Linked DNA regions of Homo sapiens: region 1 is linked to region 2. Evidence: chromatin loops called from intact Hi-C (ENCODE). Cell type or tissue: ovary. All regions are shown on one strand. Links, peaks and the distances in the headings refer to the core of each region. The heading gives the core; the rest is flanking DNA.

What was found. A loop is a pair of places that touch in the nucleus more often than their neighbours do. Peaks named below come from ENCODE experiments on the same cell type or tissue, not always from the same donor. Only the 100,000 strongest peaks of a DNase experiment are listed, where the experiment ranks them.
Region 1: it touches region 2 in a loop (2.5-fold over the local background); 42 of 110 quality-filtered maps call a loop at or near these places.

Annotation. Positions count from the first base shown.
Region 1 is chr3:134,750,495-134,759,220 of GRCh38, forward strand. It overlaps a transcript of CEP63 not described here. Among named protein-coding and RNA genes, the nearest start is that of EPHB1, 40 kb to the right of the region's middle. In ovary, for the core only: no CTCF peak of the experiment used is centred there; a DNase peak (open chromatin) is centred at 4,837.
Region 2 is chr3:134,597,248-134,605,973 of GRCh38, forward strand. It overlaps KY (kyphoscoliosis peptidase), which reads right to left. Exons shown (of 11, transcript NM_178554.6): 11 at 2,676-7,227. The coding sequence ends at 6,332. It also overlaps a transcript of CEP63 not described here. Among named protein-coding and RNA genes, the nearest start is that of KY, 49 kb to the right of the region's middle. RefSeq lists a silencer at 6,820-7,114. In ovary, for the core only: a CTCF peak has its summit at 3,770 (motif pointing right); DNase peaks (open chromatin) are centred at 3,774 and 5,042.

The DNA of each region.
Region 1 (8,726 bases), core at 586-8,585, 150 kb after region 2:
TAGTGGCAGCGCTGCTCTGAGCCCCTGTGTTGCTGGGGTCAGGACTCAGTGCTAGCGTTTGTACACATGCAGGGCCTTTTTCCTTGGTACCCAACCTGACACTAGCAGAACTGCAGCCTCCCCTTGGAGACAGGTGGGGGAAGCCAGCTCATCTGTGCATGGGTCTGGGGAACAAAGGGGCTTCCTACAAGCCATGTATTGATCCTCTGGCCTTATCTTTCCCACTTAGCCTCCATACCATGAGTCTTTCTTGCCTAGAAGTGCTGGGCATTTCTGGGCTGGCAGAAGAAAGGGGTTTATGTCCAAAACCAACAGAGTCTCCAGAGAAAGCTTTGTTTGCTTTTTAAAAAAATTGAGATGAAATTTCTACAACATAACACTGTTTAAAAGTGAGCAATTCAGTGGCATTTATGGATTCACAATGGATTTCCTATGGATTCACAATGGAATTCCTATGGATTCACAATATTGTGCAACCACCACCTCTGTCTAGTTCCACAACATTCCTGTTACTCCAAAGGAAACCGTTTCACCCATTAACTGTCTGAATAGATTTGCCTATTTCATATAACTGGAATCACACAATATGTGACATTTCATGTAACTAGAATCATACAATATGGACATTTCATATAACTAGAATCACACAATGTGTGACCTTTTTGATCTAGTTTCTTTCACTTAGTATAATTATTTAAAAGTCCATCCATGTTGTAGAATGTACTTCATTCCTTTTTATGGCTGAATAATATTCCATTGTAAGTACATACCACTTTTCATTTATCCACTCATCCACTGGCTGACCTTTTGGTTATCGTGAATAGTGCTGCTATGTGTTTCTGTACAAAGATTTGAGTACCTATTTTCAATTATTTTGAGTAAATATCTATGAGTATATGCCTATAGGCTAATTTGATGCTTAACTTTTTGATGAACCTACATGCTTTTAGTTCAGGGGTTTTCATACCTCAGCCCGACCCCACTAGACTTCCCAGGGCACTATGACTGCTTAGGTGGGGGTGAGAGATGGCTCCGAGGTTCTAGCTCAGGCAACTGGAGCCATGGGTGAATGGCTGTGCTGTCACTGTTGGGAGCACTCATAGATGGTGGGAGATGAGTTCCACTGGGACCTGTAGGATTTGAGGTGCCAGCTGGATGCCCACATGGATGTGGCTGGGGGAAGGGGTAGGTATGTTTATCTGCAACCACAGGGAAAGGTCTGGGCTAGAGACCGAAGTGGCTCAGGATATTATATTTATGCGTCTTACTTTACTGAGCCCTTAACATTTTCCCAGGCACTGTTCTAAGCACTTTCCATTATTCAATAATCCCAACAACTCTATAAGACTCCATGAAAATCCTCATTTTCCAGAAAGGGAAAAAAAAGTCTGGGCTCCCTCAGCACTTCTTATAGTCCACAAAGACAGAGCTCATTGGTTTTATTGGAGTTGTGTTTCTGGCTGCGTTCCTAGAAGATGGAGCTCCTTGTGGGCAGGGACGGGGCTTTCCTCACTACTCCCCTGGGCCTGACTCAAGCCAGCAGGCTTGCCCAGCATGTGTTGAGGGTGGATGGACTTCCTGAACTAGTGCTTTACAGTGAGCAGAGAAGAGGGCCAAGAGGGACATCTTGAGAACCCCAGCACTTAAAGGGCAAGAAGTAAAAAGCATAATCAATAAAAGAGACCAAGAAAGACTACTTGAAGGGGCAAGAGGGAACCAGAGAGAACCCAAGAGTAGATGTTTTTGGGTGAGTTAACCCATCTCCAGAACACTCTGCATATGGACATTTGGGAGGACTTCCCAGGATGACAGAGGCCTTACCAGGTGTGGCCATTACCACAACCAGCCCTGTGCCTGAGGAAAGTGTCCAACACATATGAGCTGCGTGCATGATACATGACTGACCTCCCTGTCAAGGAGAGGGAAGCCCGAGGAGGATTGGCTGGGCTGGGCATGTTCCAGCCTCATTTCTCCTGCTTTGCCCTCTCTCTCTTGCACCCTCATTTCGCAGCGGTGGACAGCAGCCAACTCCTCCTGCAGGAAATTACCAATGGGATGTCAGATGATTACATACATAGACAGCACACTCATTTATCCCCCTTGCAAATAATTAATTACAATAATAAAAAGAAGACAGAAAAGATGTCAGCTGTGCTCCCCTTCCCTGACACCGAGTGGGCAAAGCCAGGACAAGGGAGAGGTACAGGTGCACGGGACCAGCAATTGTAGAAGAAAAGCACCTTATCCGGGGAGAAAATTACATGAGGTCTCATTAATACCATTAAAATTCAGGGCTGACAAGTGAGGGCTCCTTGGTAATTGCCTATGGCCACACTGGACCCTGAACTGTTTGAAGCCACTGTGTCTCCTCCTCCCCCTGCTTCAGCTTGCTGGTGACCTGCTCTGCCCCACTCTCTGCCTACCGCTTCCAGGCTCTACCACTGCCCGGGCATGATATGGGTCTGGTGGCCAGGAGCCTGGCAGAAACACAGCTGCTGAGAAGAAAGGGCCTCTGGGGAGTTCAGGCACGAAGTGGGCACGAAGGTCATAGGCAGATGGGGATCTGTGTTTTCATCTTTTTTTTTCTCTGTCCTCAAGTGTGGGTGTCTGTGCATGAGCAATTACTCGAGCCCATGATCCTGGAGAATGGTCTTTCTCACTATGTTTCTGCCTGTCTATCAGTGGGTGTCTGGCTGTCTGCCTCTGTATGGTCTTTCTAAGCTGAGCTCTATATACAGACCGTGTCTACTCGTTCTCTTTGCATCTGTCACCACTCTATTTAGAGTTTCTCCTCTATATTTATCCTAGCTCTCTTTCCCTCTTATTGTCTCCCTGCGGTCAGTGCCTGCCTCCATGGGGATTTGTCATTGACTCCTGGGCCTTCCCAGCAAGCACTATATGGGCCGAAAGTGCACAAATGCCATCCCTCTGATGGCCCACATGCTGCAGGTCTTGTGACACATAGTGAGCTAAGGACCCTTGGTCTCCATAGACCTCTGGAGCTGGAAAACTGGCATAAAGACAGCAACAGCCACCAGGGCCAGGGCCCATCACCTAGAGCATAAGACAAGCAAGCACCTCATGATTTCCAGAGTCTTTGCTCCCCTGACTTAGCCTATCATGGTAGGAAAACATACACAGTCACATTCCAATGGTCAGGCACTAATCTCAGGCTGGGAGTTTGCAGGTAAGTTTTCCAGCCCATCCTCATAATGCGCCTTGGAGGTAGATAATTCTGACGCATGCACTTTTTCAAATGAGGAAAGAAAAGTTCAGAGAGGTGGGGTAACTTACCTGAGGACACAGAGCTAGACAGAACAGAGTTCTCTAGGCTCAGCATCCACACTCCTGACCGTTTTGCAATACTGCCTCAGTGCATAGAAGTGTGGGACACAAACGTGTAAGCCACACACTAGTGTGTGCATCTTGTGAGTATCTGTGAGGTTTGTGCTTGCACGTGGGGGTTCTATGCATGTGTGTTGCTCTTGTGTTTTAAGATCTGGCTCCTCTTTTCAGGAAGTTCCTGTGGACAATGTACAATGTCCCTTTATACATTGTTCAGTCTTTGCCAAAAATATGATGAAATGGCATCCCTGAGCCCAAAGGACCTTCCTGGTGAATGGCCCCTGCTGGGGTGGAGCACATTCCCTCCTGCCTTGGCTTGGCTGCATCACACACACGGTGATGGGGCTACACACACCACCAGCAGGCGAAGTGGTGCCATAGCCTCAGGGACTCTCTTCCTTGTCCTCCAATGCCCTGAGGCTGTCTGGCTAGGCCAAGCAACCATGAGAGCAGTGGGGCTAATGCTCAGAGACCCTGGGCTGCCCATATTCGCCCGCCAGGAATCTACTCAGAAGGCCAGCATTTTCTTCTGGGGTTTTGGTAGATGATGCAGCTCATCTTGTCAACACAATGGCTGCCCAGTGTGAGGAGGGTCTCCTCTTGCTTCACAACTCCCTTCCTTTATCAGACAGGAACACATGCATTGAGGGGATGCTGTCTGGGCTTATGGTGATGCTCAAGGCCTCAGGATGCCTTGCCTGATGATTTTCAAGCTGTACTTGAGACTCTCGGCTTCTCCAAGAGGTGCCTCAGTGGCTGCTCAAAACTGGGGTCAGGAGGGTGGGTGTCCGAGGGACACTCAGAAGTTGGGAGTGTGTCTACCCTCCTCTAACTAGGGCAGCTCTGATTTTCTGTGTTCTACAAAGTGAGATTTCTTTTAAGAGTTCAGTTAGTCCAGCACCCAAATGTATGCCATACTTTTGTCTTCTTAAAAAGGGCTCCAGACGCCACGCCCCCATCTGCTCCACTCCTAACCATGACTCCTAGATAGAGACAGGCAAGCATTTAGCTCCTTCCCCCTAGCCCAATGAGTAAATGGGAAACAGACCTCCAGAGGGCTAGGAGGGACATTTGGGGGTCTCATGGACAAGTCTAACAGGACTTTCCCTATCTCAGCTGCACCCTGGGCTCCCTCTTCACTGCAGGTATCTTGGCCAAGACATGTGGGTCCCTGGGCAGCTGGGCTTCATGTCTTGGGGGTCCTTACTAAAGGTAGCAGTGCTAAAGCCACAGGAGTCATTAGGTCATTCTGACTTCAGAGGAAGGGTGCTGGGCCATGTTGTCTCTGAGAGCTGATTTATGGAGGATACAGCAGGTACAAAGAAGGGAGATGGGAGCACTTCAACATTCACCTATCTGGTAGCTCCTTCCAGAGGCCAGAGCCCTGAACCCTGAGCCCTGAGCCCTGAGCCCTGAGCCCTGAGCCCCTGGAGGCCCTGGAGCTCCCAGCCAGGAGAAGGGGCAGAGCCCTGTGTTCACCCAGAGCTGACCTCTAGTGGAGAGTCTGTGAATGGCGCCACAGCTCTCAGGTGATCAGCATCTCCGATCCCAGAGAGCATCTCCAGGGGGCTCAGCTGGAGATAAGGGGTGAGTCTACCACATTATATGCACAGGGCACTTTGGCTCTAGGGTGACTGCAAGGCTCCTCCTTGGCTGATTTGGCCTCTGAGCAGGAGAAATCACCCTACTTTGTTTGTTCATTGTGCCAGCTGCTTGAGGCTGGGGCATCTCCACACCAGAGGGCTTTCTCCAGCCTTGCTCAAGGTGCCTCTTCTGGACTGGGGCTCAGTCTCAGCTTCTTTCCCCATCCCTCTTTCAGCCTGGCTCCTTTCTGTGGAGAAGATCCTGAGAGGAACCACAACTTGGTAAGTCCCCTGCGTAGCCTGGATACCTGTTGCTAAGCAATTATAAGTTAAATACTCACCTGGTCCTCTTGAGTGTTTGATGGCAGAAAGAGCTGTGAGAACTGACTGGTGCTTTGAGTTTTCCAAAAGCAATGCTTAGGTAACCAGTGACTGATGAAACAACACAAAATAATACTCATACTTTGCCCCTGAGGGATGGTGTCAGAGGGGTTTCCACCTGGTTTGAAGAAAGGCTCACACGGGTCCACAGCATGACCTGAGCCCCATCCAGGGGACAAGGGAAGCTTTATTTAGTCCCTGCCAGGAAGCTGGAGCCAGAGGGGCTGGAGGCAGGTTGTATAGAGGAGCTTCTGGCAGTAATTGAGCCCTTTGTGCTGGGAACTTGCCCAGCCCGAGCAGGGCACTCTCCATGTGGCACCCCAGGAACACTTCAGTATTTTGGGTCTAAATGGCATCTTATAACAGAACTTCTGGACTTCTATGTTGTAGCCTTCCTGAGTTCAGGTTAAGATTGGAGACAATTCCCTATGGCCTTTGTGTAGAGATCATTCCCGAAGGGACTCCCCATAGAGAGCTGGGAAACTTTCATCTTAGCACTGTACTTTTGGCAAGGTGTTGGGGAGGCCCCTAAATAGTTATGAAGGGTATCCTTTTTTTGAGACAGGGTCTCACTCTGTTGCCCAGGCAGGAATGCAGTGATATGATTACAGTTCAATGAAACCTCGACCTCCTGGGCTTAAGCGATTCTCCCACTTCAGCCTCCCAAGTAGCTGGGGGTAGCTAAGACTGCAGGTGTGTGCCACCACACCTGGATAGTTTTTGTATTTTTTTTAGACATGGGGTTTTGACATGTTGCCCAGGCTGGTCTCAAACTCCTGGGCTCAAGTGATCTGCCCACCTTGGCCTCCCAAAGTGCTAGGATTACAGGCGTGAGCCACTGCTCCCAGCCCCAAAGTATCCTTATTGACAGCCTCGTGAGGGGAGTCTAGTCCTAGGTGTGCAGGGATGGAGGGCTGCTATCTAATACATTTGAGAAACCAGTACAGTGTGGGGTCTGGAAACCAGTCCTGCCCTGACAGGCTGAAGGTCCAGCTGAACCTGAAGAAGAGGAGACTCCAGGGATGGGGGCACCTGTCACATCTGAAGGGCTGTCACACATCTTGTTTTTCCAGCTCCAAAAGGGAGACCAGGGCTAGTAGGAGAAACTGCTATATGGGCCCAGAATGTGTTCAACGGCAGAGAATCTTGTAGCAATCATAGACCCTGCACATGTCTGGGTCTCTGAGCCAGATGGAAATAGGGACCCAGTGGACTCCAATGTCTGTCCTGCTCTCAGGTTCTGAGCCTCTAAAGCACAGACCACCATGTTCCCATGGAGATATCAAGCAAGCAGATGCTTTCCTTTTTCATCTTTTGCATGAAGGACCAGCTGCTTACCCACAGCCACTGATGATTCTGTGACCAGGAGGACACACAGGATGCAGCAAATGCCATCCTTAGGGCAAAACTGGATGCTAGGGAGCACCAGGGTTTGTGGCTGAGCATATCACTTCCCAGGAAAGAATCAGGGTTTTGTTAAGGAGTAAAAGGAGAATGGATAGTGGGTAGGCAACCAGCAATATTTGCCAGAGTCCTTAAAGCTTATCTTGCTCAAACTCCCATTTCACAGACAAGCAAAATGAGTTACATAAATAATTTCATGGTCAAACAGTTAGACTCTGGGCTAAAACTCAGAACTCTGGACTCTCAGGACAAGGTTGTTTTATCAATACTGCAATTCAGTAATACTTATTAAATATGGACAGGATTTGATGATTGGCAGAATATTGGAGGTAGGAGTAGAAAAAGAGGAATCAAGAATTACTCCAAAATTTTCCATCCTAAAGACAGAAAAAATGTACAAAGTTAGGAAAGAGATGAGAAGTAACTGAGTTTAAGTCAGATGTGCACATGCATGTATAGGAGATTGTGGGGAGACACACTGGGAGTGAGGGGCTAGGGGCCCTTGGGGGGTGGTGCATGGTGCAGAATTGTAACTGACGAGTCTGGTTGGAAGGCAAACCTTGGGGGTCCCCACCAAAGGTAGTGGTGCTAAAGCCATAGGAGTCATTAGGTCTGCAGGAGACAGTGTTAGGGAGGAGCAAAGTTCTGAGCACTTCCATGTGCCCCTCCGTGGAGGGGAATTTGGGGGGAATGGAAAGCAGAGAAGGTGCAGCCAGGTGGAAGGAGGGGCATCAGGATGGCAGAGATGATCTAGTGGGGAATACAGTGAAAGGTTTGGAAACCACAAAGTGTTTATCAGAATCTACTTGTTACCTCTCCTGAAAATCATCACGATGATGTATCTAAGGTGCCCACCCTGCTTCTGATAGAACTGATAATTATTATGCCTGTTACACGCTTCTATCACATATAACCATGTATTTGAAGCCTGGCTTGTAAACGGCACAATTGCAAACTCCAAGTGTAAACTCCAGGACTGTAACAACTCTGATTGTAAGTGCCATGAGGTTAGGAACTGGGTCTCTTTTTCTCGGCTCATACAGTACATATGCAGTAAATATTCATTGAATAAATGAATGATTCATCTTGCAATTACTTTTAGCCTCTGGACTTCTCAATGGCAGGGGCCCATGTCTTGATTTGTCAGTAGCCAACATAATGCCTGGCACAAAGACAGCCCTTAGGGTGTTGTAGTCGTTTACTGTGGCTGTTGTAACAAAAGCCCGAAAACTGGATGGCTTTACAGCAACATTTGCTCTCTCACTGTTCTGCAGACTAGATGGTCTCAGCCGCCCAGAAGGTATGCGGGGTGGGTGTTCTTCGGTTCACACATGAGAAACCTAAGTAAGGCCTAAGGAGTGAAGCCAAGGCCACTTAGCCATTTAACATTTTGCAGGTATTTATTGATTATCTCCTGATCTAGGGCTGCTGAATCTTTGTTCAGGGACACTTAAACTCCCCTCAGATTGGCCCTGATCTAAGATAGTCACTTCAAGTTCACACCTCAGGACCTTCCTGAGGGTTCACTTCCTATGAGAACTGCCCTTAGCAACTTGAGTTGAGATCTGTGGGTGTCCAGAATTCATTTCTGTGGTACGCTAAATAATGGCCTCGCCAAAGATGTCCATATCCTAATCCCTGGAACCTGTGCATGTGTTACCTCCCATGGTAAAAGGGACTCTGCAGATGTGATTCAGTTAATTATTGTGAGATGGTGAGATTACTCTGAATTACCTAGGTGGTCTGATGTAATCACGAGGGTCCTTATAAAAGGGAGGCAGGAAGGTCAGACAGAAAAGATGCTAACTTGCTGGCTTTGAAAGCAGAAGAAGGGACCAAAAGCCAGGAATGCAGGTGGCCTGTAGTCGCTGGAGAGGGCAAGGAAACAGATTCTCCCCTAGAGCCTTCAGAAGGAATGCAGCTCTGCTTACGCCTTGGTTTTAGACTTCTGACTCTAGAACTGTTCAGTAACAAATCCGTGTTGTTTTAAGCCACTAAGCGTGTGGTAATTTG
Region 2 (8,726 bases), core at 240-8,239:
TAAGAAAGAAGCTGCCTTTCATCAAATTAGTCCACAACACCTTGAAAGTGGGCCCTTGGAGTACATATTTCTCCTATGTAGAGGCCGCTGTCCCTTCCACAAACCATCTTGTGAAGACTTTTCAGTGATTGCTGGATCCCAGATGGCTTTGGGTATGCTGACTGCACACACAGAACCCTCACCCAGTCTTTCCTGAACCCTCCATAGCATAGGCAAGTTAACTTGTGTGTGCTGCACAGGTCTCCCTTCTGGAAGAAGTTGCTGATTCTCTGCAAGGAGTGCAGGTCGCGGAGAGACTCCAGGTGTTAGCACCTTCAAGGTCTGCCTGAGCTTTTGAACTGAGGCCAAGCTCTTGCCAGGCAGCCCCAGCAAGTGGCTGAGCATGATGGTTTCTCTAGGGCCTGGCCATTTCTGTACAGCTCCAGACTCTTCTAATACAAATCTTTGTTTTGGAACTTCCTGTTGGGTTGGCTGGGACTTGGTCAGACTTGCACCATTGTCTGAGCTTCTCTCTGACTCATCCTGCTTCCCCCCTCCCTTTTAACTTCCACAGGTATTGCCTCCAGCACACTGTTTACATTCCTACTGTGTCTCAGCATCTGTTCTCCTGGGAATAGAACTGGTCCACCTGAACATATGATCTGTGCTGCTGTTGGTGCAGGAGGACAGGAGGGAAATAAGCTGGAAGCCATGGATGTGGAGAGTCTGGCTTCAAGATGGAGCTTGTTTACCTGCAGGTAGGGCTCCACCTCTGCACCCCATTGAGTCCCCCGCCTGGCTGTGGTACGAAGAGCCACCCTGCATACCCTCACCCAGTAGTGAAGTAGGCCGAGGCAGCCAGTGTGGGGTCCAGCGAGTGACATGCATCATCGAAGGTGCTTATTATTTTGATGAAACACAATACATTTCTTTCAGCCCGTAAAATCAAAGGTGTGCAAAAAGGCTGTTTTCAGGGTGTAAAACACCCCTCGTTTCCCTGTGGTGGTGCATAACTATTATGCCTCTGGGGCCTTTGTGCATTTTTCGGGCATGAGTGACACGAGGCTGACTGGGTGGCCTTGGCACCTTGTCTCTTTAGAGAAAAAGGAGACAGTGCTTCTTTCCGATTCCCTATAAAAACCAGTTTTTTGTTGAAGACCTGCCTTTCCCGCTAGTGCCTAATACCAATTATGTCTTTCCAGAGATGGTGAGATTGTTCTGAAAGGATTTCTTGGAAACCTTGTCTTAACAACCCTATCGTCCTAGTGTGATAAGAATATATGAATGGGAGGCCATTGTGGACAGTAATAGGGCCGGGAGGCTTCATCTCCCCATGGAAAGTATAAGACACAAACAGTATAGCTGAGATCATGAGGACCTGGTTTGTAGCAGGTCGTGGGAAAGGAGAGAAGGTGGAGTTGGGAGAGCAGGTGGGAGGTGAGACACATCCAGAAGGGACTGGGTTTCATCACCAGTGACTGCCATGAGTCTAACTTAGTTATCTGGTTGGATAGGGATGCATTTACTGAACTGGGGACCCAGGAGGAGTTGGGAGTAATTTGAGGGAGAGAAGTAACTCCAGTTTAGCATCTTTTGACTCGGAGATGCCTGTGGGACACCCCAAAGAGGACATCCCCGTTAACTTTCAGTTTCCTTTAGTTCTGCTTGCAAAATCAGACAGAACCAGCATCCTGTCAGAGGCTGTTCTTCCCCTTTGGTCCCTCTGCTGGGCTTTCTCCAGCCCCTTGCCCTCAGGCAAGAGAGGAGCCAGCAGTGCAGTCTGCCAGGGGCTCCAGGGGCAGGCTCTTAACACAGCAGGGCCCTTCAGATGTTCCACAGCAGGGCCCTTCAGATGTTCTGTAACTGACAACCCCAGGCCCACTGCCTGCCAGCATCTGTTCACAGAGACACGGCATCACAAACTCTCCGGACTGGAAGGGACATTGGAGGTCATCCACTCCAGCTTTGGGGATGGCATTTTCAGACTGTTCTAATAACTCAAGAGCTACTCCTTCTTTTGTGTGGAAGACTGTTTCTTCTGACTTCCTCTTAATATGCTGCCGGGTCTCCTTCCTAAGGAGAAGCATGCTGGGCCTCGTTTTTGTGGATCTAGCAGCGAGAGACATGACGAAGCCAGATTTGGGAACACAAGTTCTTTTTGTCCTTCACACTACAGCTACGAGAATGGTCTCCATGGTTACAGCAGCTTCTCAGAAATGTCTGGATTTTTCATTTTCTGTATTTCTCTAAATGTCTAGTTTATGAATAATCTGCTTAGGTGACCGGCTGGAAAGTTTCTGCATGTATATGAATATCAAGAAGTACATATTTATATACATTCAAAAGAAAAGTAGGCTGATAGGCATTTTTGGTAATTTTTTTTCTCCCACTGTAAAAATAAATTAGGATTGACTTTAAAATTTTCAAGTTAAACAAGATTCAATGAAAGAAACAGTGCCTTCGTGTTCTTCAAAGGCATGTGAACCATAGAGTGGCTGGAGCTAACCTGATTATGTTTTCTTTAATGTGAAATAGCTATTTGCCTGACATTCCATTCGCATCTCACCGTCGCATTCAACTGGCTGGGACATTGATTTTTTTCTAGGGCTTCCTTTGAACATGAAAGCATTTTTCCTGTTTCTCTCCATTTCCCACCTTGTGAGATACATGATAAGAATGAATCGATAATTACATTGTTGGATAAAAATGAATATAAATTTTATTGAAAAACAACACCAGCAACAACATGGAGAAAGCATACTCAACAGCCACCGGCCCACACAACTCAATGCACACATTATGAGAAGTAATCACCTCTTTCAATTGCCGACTACTTACTCCAAATGAAAAGAAATTATAGACCTAAGATAAACTGAGGCGGGCAATAGAGGCACACCATCTTCGAAAATTTTGCCAATAGCAAATGATGTAGTGATGCTGTTAACCCTCTGTTTGCTGCAGGCAGACCAGGATATCTCAGGAATTAATTGGTTTGGAGAGGAGAAAACCCACTCCTTCTAGTGAACATGGCATCTAAAACCTCAGACCACTGGGAAAACTTTTCTCCTTTTCAAGTCCTTTGAGAAGAGGATTTCACAAACTTTCTTGGCAACTTGTCCCTCCTGCTTAACAACAGGAAATAGTTCTTTATGTCTAGCCGAAATCCTTCATGCTTCAGTTAGTCTATTTATTTACTTTTAATCTTAGCAGGCAGTGAGGAGGCTGTCCTGGTAGGACAATGTAACATATGGGGAACTCACAATGATCATAATCAGATTGAAAATGGAGTCCAGCTGAGCTATGGCACTTCTGAAACAAGCTGGAAAGAAGTGTACTGAAGTTGTGGTTGTAGTGCCTCTGCCCACCACTCCTCCACCCTCGGTTCCCTTCTGCCCTGTGGCCTGGGGGCTGCCATCCTGAGAATTGCAAGCAGATACTTTCTGAGTTTGATCGGTTCCAATCCTTCAATGGTATAGTAATGAGTGTAGTCACAGCTGTTCCATCCAGTCCTATGTCAAGTGCTTCTGTTTCAAGAAGTTATTTCCAGGCAAAACAGTCCCATCACATCCCTTGTCTTTTCAACACACCAGGTTGTCCCCCAGGATGCCCTCACAGCTTGTGCGTGACAAAGATGTCCTCCGTGTACACATAAGGTAGCGCTGAGAAGCCACGAGAAAGCACCTAGTGATTTTAACATAAACATTTCCACAGCATTTTCAAGTTCTGCGAAAAAGCCCGGTGATAGATCAGCCTCGCGGTGTGCAGCGCCGGCAGCTCCGCACTTCGGACACCTGGGGGCGCCCGTGCCATTCCGCCGGCGACTGGGACTCGTCGCCCGGGAAACAAAGATGGGGATTTAAAGAAAAGCCTTCAAAATGCAACTCCGAATGTCTACCCTGAGCAGCATGCGTGTAAAAATTCATGAAGATTAGATTTCATTTCATGTATTTTTACTTCAGTGGAAAGAAATGCAGGTGATTTTCTGACTGCGCCTACAGCTGTCTTTACAAAGGGGGTGCCTAGTTAAACGAGAGGGAGGGGCTTGCTGATGCCCTGCGGTGCTTTGAGGGGCGGGGCCTCCCTCTCTGGTGCTGGGGACAGCTCCTATTTTGCTGGGTGGCATTCTCTGCAATGCTCCAGGATGTATTGATTAATTATATTGCATATCGAAAAGGTATGGGGGTCTCCAGCAGGACTAAGCGAGGCAGCCAGCGCGGGGTCCAGTGAGTGACATGCGTCATCGAAGGCACTTATTGTTTTGATGAAACAAACACATTTCTTTAAGCCCATAAAATCAGAAGTGTGCAAGACGGCTGTTTTCAGGGTGTAAAACTCCCTTTGTTTCCCTGTGGTGGTGCATAGCTGTTATGCCTCCGGGGCCTTTGTGCATTTTTCAGGTGTGAGTGACACGAGGCTGGCTGGGTGGCCTCGGTGGCAGAGACTGCGGAGGGCGCAGGACCTGCCCAGGACAGTTCAGCCCCCCAGGGGAGACACCCCTTTTGCTCGAGGCCGCCGGCCTGTTGGATGATGGGCACCCTTGTGAGCTGGTTCTGGGCTAGGCCACCGTGCTGGGTGGCAGTGGGGACTTTTAGGGGAGGGATCCCGGGGGATAATGAACAGAAGTGTCTGGAGCCTGGATCTTCAGTCAGGCCTGGGCAGGGAAGGCTGCTGCTGCCTGGCAGTTTCCTCACCCTGTACTCTGGATGGCAGGGGCCGGGCCCCCTTGGTTCACCTCTGTAGCCCAAGCATCTGGTACTTCTGTGAGCATTTGTTGGATACAGGGATGTGAGGGTGAGTGCCACGGAGGAAGCTATGAGGGTCCCAGCTGGCCCTGGCTGTGGTTGAGCCTGGAGGCCTGTGGAGGGGCTGTGGGGAGAGGTGCCAGGCAGTGCTGGCTCTCAGGGGTTGGGGGGCACTGAGACAGCCAGGGGCCACGGAGCTGGAGAAGCCGGGAGTTCAGCAGGGAGCATGTCTGTGTGCCAGGATGGTTCTGCAGTGGCCATGTGGGGCCTCTCTCGCCTTTCCCTCTTATCTGCCCTCGCTGAAGTCAGCCTTTCCTCCGTTGCCATGGCAACGGCAGCCTGAGGCGCTGCTGAGGGCCAGCTGGGCAGCTGAGGCCTCTCAGTCTGTGCCTGAGCAAGCAAGGAGCCCTGAGCTGTCCCCATGCAAGGTGAGACTGGAGGGGGCTGTCTTCTCAGAGAAGGGAGGAAAGGAGACGGGATAGGATGTTTTCTCCGAGACAGGCACAAAAGCTGCTCTCGTGCAGCTGGAATTCTTCCCAGCCCTGGCTTTGCTGGTAGAGACACTGGGGGCAGGCAGAGCCCTGTTAAAGTGTGAGTCTCCTCGGCATTGCCGCACTGCACTACTCACCTGATCTGCGCCCAGGTCCTTATTCAGGGCTATCCACAAGACTCCCCAAGGGCCTGGCCAGCCTCTGGAGGCTCTCTGTGGAGGTGGGGCAGGGGCCTGAGGCCCAGGCTCTGTGAGGGCCTGGAGGGCACTCCAGGCCTTAGACTGAACTACCTGCCCTGTGTACTCCTCTCAGAGCAGAGCTGGAGGTCTTACACCCTCAGACCAAGGCTGCAGCTCTGCCGACAGTGTCCCTCCCACCTGCACAGCCACAGCGGGCATGGGCTGCTCTTTGCTTTGCAGTCTCCTCACAACTTTCTGGTTGTCACATTCCTGACTATACTTAGGGATGTTGGAGACGATCAGCTTCCAGCCAGTTGTGGGTCAGCTGGCTTCCTCACCACACCCTTTTTCTTGGGCTCTTGAAGAACAAGAAGTAGCTAATGAAGAGGCAGCAGGATGCAGAAGATGATCAGGTCTGGGAGGAGAAGATAGTCCAAGATTCCCTGGGGGCTCGGAGCTGTCGAGAGGCACGGTGATATTGCTTGAAAGGGGCTCTGTGATTCAAGGACAACCCAGCCTTGCAAATCATGTCCCCTTGGGCATGGAAGAGAATTCTCTAAGCATCATGTGAAAAGCTGTCAACCTGGGCAATATCCCTGCTTTCCCTCATCAACCCTACAGCAACAACAACAGCAGCAGCACTAATACGAGAAGGGGCATCTGGATGCAGGTGTACAGTTTACAATACCTTAGATTTACATAGCACCTTTTCCTTCTAAAGAGCCACTGCCTCTGCCCCCTCAGTCACAGCCACACCTGAGTGAAGCCTTCAGAACACAAAGATCACAGCTCCTGTGGCAGAGGTGGGACACTGAGGCAGAGGCCTAGAAGGGATTTCATGCAGACTCAGTGGTGTCCAGGGCTCCCTGCACTTCCTTCGAGCCCTCCCTGGGGAGGTCTGGCCTTGGCCCTTTGGGAGGGTAAGACCGGGGCACAGCCCTCACTGGGCATTCACTTTGTATTTCAGGATGTAGGAGTAGAAATTGTGGTTGGCATTCTCCAGCACCATGACATAGACTTCCTGGCAGCCAGCTGTGCTGCAGCTTCCCTCCCAGTAGCCCTCGTGGTTCAGGGTCAGGGGCCATGTGTCCTGCCCCTTCACCAGGACTTTGGCAATACCATGCAGCTTCAATTTGAATGGGACATTCCGGTTGGCAGGAAGCACACCTGACAGAGGTTCCAGCAGCTCATTGTCCTGTCCCCAGTTGCCAAAGCTCTCAGGGAACATGGGCCAGTTCACCTTGGTGTTGGCACAGCATACAAGGTAATTAAAGACGAAGATGTAGTTTCCTGGTTCCTGCCTCTTCTTGACAAAGATCTTGAGGGCAAACTTGCCTGCATGGGGCAGCTGGACTTTCAGCTCGGTCTGCTTCTCCCGGTGCAGCTGGAAGATGTAGCGCCGCTGTGTCTCCTCAGTGATGGGGCCATCATCCCCGTGGAGGGAAGCCAGGACATTAATGCCCTCCTCCACGCTGAAGCTGATGGAGCAGCGCCCGTCGCTGGTGTGGATGATAGGGTCAGGGTGGGAGGGCTTCATGATGCCCATCTGCTCCGAGAACCAGCTGGGGCCCACGGGCTGGTGAAGCTCAGCAGGCAGCTGGACACCCATGTCCACATAATTGCACTTGAGCGTGTACTCCAGCACTGAGCTGTAGATGTCGGAGTTGCCCTTGGCAAAGATCTGCAGCTTGTGAGTGCCCATGGTTGGAGGGTACACCTCCAACTTCATCCCATTCTTCCTTAGGCTCAGCAGCCCATGCTCTTGCTTGCCATTGAGCATGAACATGAACAGCGTCGGGGCGCAGCTCTCAATGGTGACCGTGGCCTTCCCATTCACTGAGGAGAGAAAGTCAGGGTCAGCAGAGATGGGTCCAGCACGTGCTGATGTGCTGGTAAATGTTTAACAACTGTCTCCCTGGGAGAAAAACGTCCTGACTTATAGAGCTTGTCTATTTCCACGGTGTTAATACTTTCACCACAGTCCATTTCAAGCAACCAATATGACTTCACTGAGCATGGCATCAGCCAGCGGCAGCACACCGCTGGAAGGGTTCCCTGCTCCCTTCAGGTGGTTTTCTTTGAGAGAAATGAAAGCTAAGGGGCCTCTAGAAAAATTTATCCCAAGCTGTATGTGTGCATCCTGCCCAATTGATTCACATTAGATGAAGGTTGCCTGTGTCCAGAGAGGGTCATGGGTCAGGAGGGGCACCATCTCCCCCAAGTCTCAGGTCTAGCTTGCACCTTGCTCCCTGTAGCATCTGTCTAAGTGTCAATGCTGTCATGTCAACGCATTGTCCTTAAAACTAGTGAGAATGGCTTCACTCCCTGAGACTGTGCATAGGAGGTTGGGGTGGGGCAGTTCCCTGATCCCCACCTCCCCCACCCCATGCTTCTCACATAGGTGTATCTTAGCCATGTTTCAGGAATGGGTCCTGAAGAGTCAGTGTGTGCACAGGAGGGTCTTTTGCAACCCCCACACTGCCACCCCCCATCTCTCCCCTTGCTCTGAAGTTTCATCTTCGTCTGTCCTGGTCATTGATTTTGAGGGACAGGTGGTCAGTTCTCCAGTCTTTGTAGCCCATGAGGACCCACCTGCCTGGTCCCTCCTGGCTTCCAGGGCCACAGGGAGGGACCGTGGCTTCTCTTAGAGCCTGGTCTTAATTCTCTCAGAAGCTGGTCATCTGCTCCCAGCCCCAGCAACCTCCCCAGCCCCGTTCACAGTTGAGTGCAAAGGAAGGAGAGAGGCTGTCTGATCCATGTCCCTAGGAACTTTCCCCTAGCTTGGACTCTTGGTAGGGGAGGCAGAACACTGTGCCTGGGCTCTAGGACAAAGGCCTTAATAGACTTCTCATTGAATCTGCATTCCATGCCAACTCCCACCTCAGGAATGGGAGAAGACCACATGGGCCAGCATGATGGGGAGGCTGCTTAGACAGCCCCTCTACCTTCTTCGTGGCTGTCCCAGCTCAAAAGCTGTCCCAACCCTGTCACATACTGCCCACTCCGCACCTGCCCTACACTCCCACACATCCCCCCACTGCCTCCATTTCCCCTCTGCCGGTCAGCTCTCTGGCACTGCAGTGACTTCCCTCTGCCCCCACCCTCCAGTGACTTCCTAATAACGAGGCCTCTCAGACCTTGGAGGACCTAGGCTGCTGGCCTCCACGCCTTCCTCTGAGTACTCTCCCCTCTTTGCGACCCCCACTCTTTGAGGACTGGCCCTCATCCCACTCTCTGAGCACTGCTTAACTCCAATGCCATTGCTTCCCCTTCTGTTACACTGAAATTGTGTGACTCTTGGTGCTTTCATGCTATTTTATTTGTCTACATGCTTT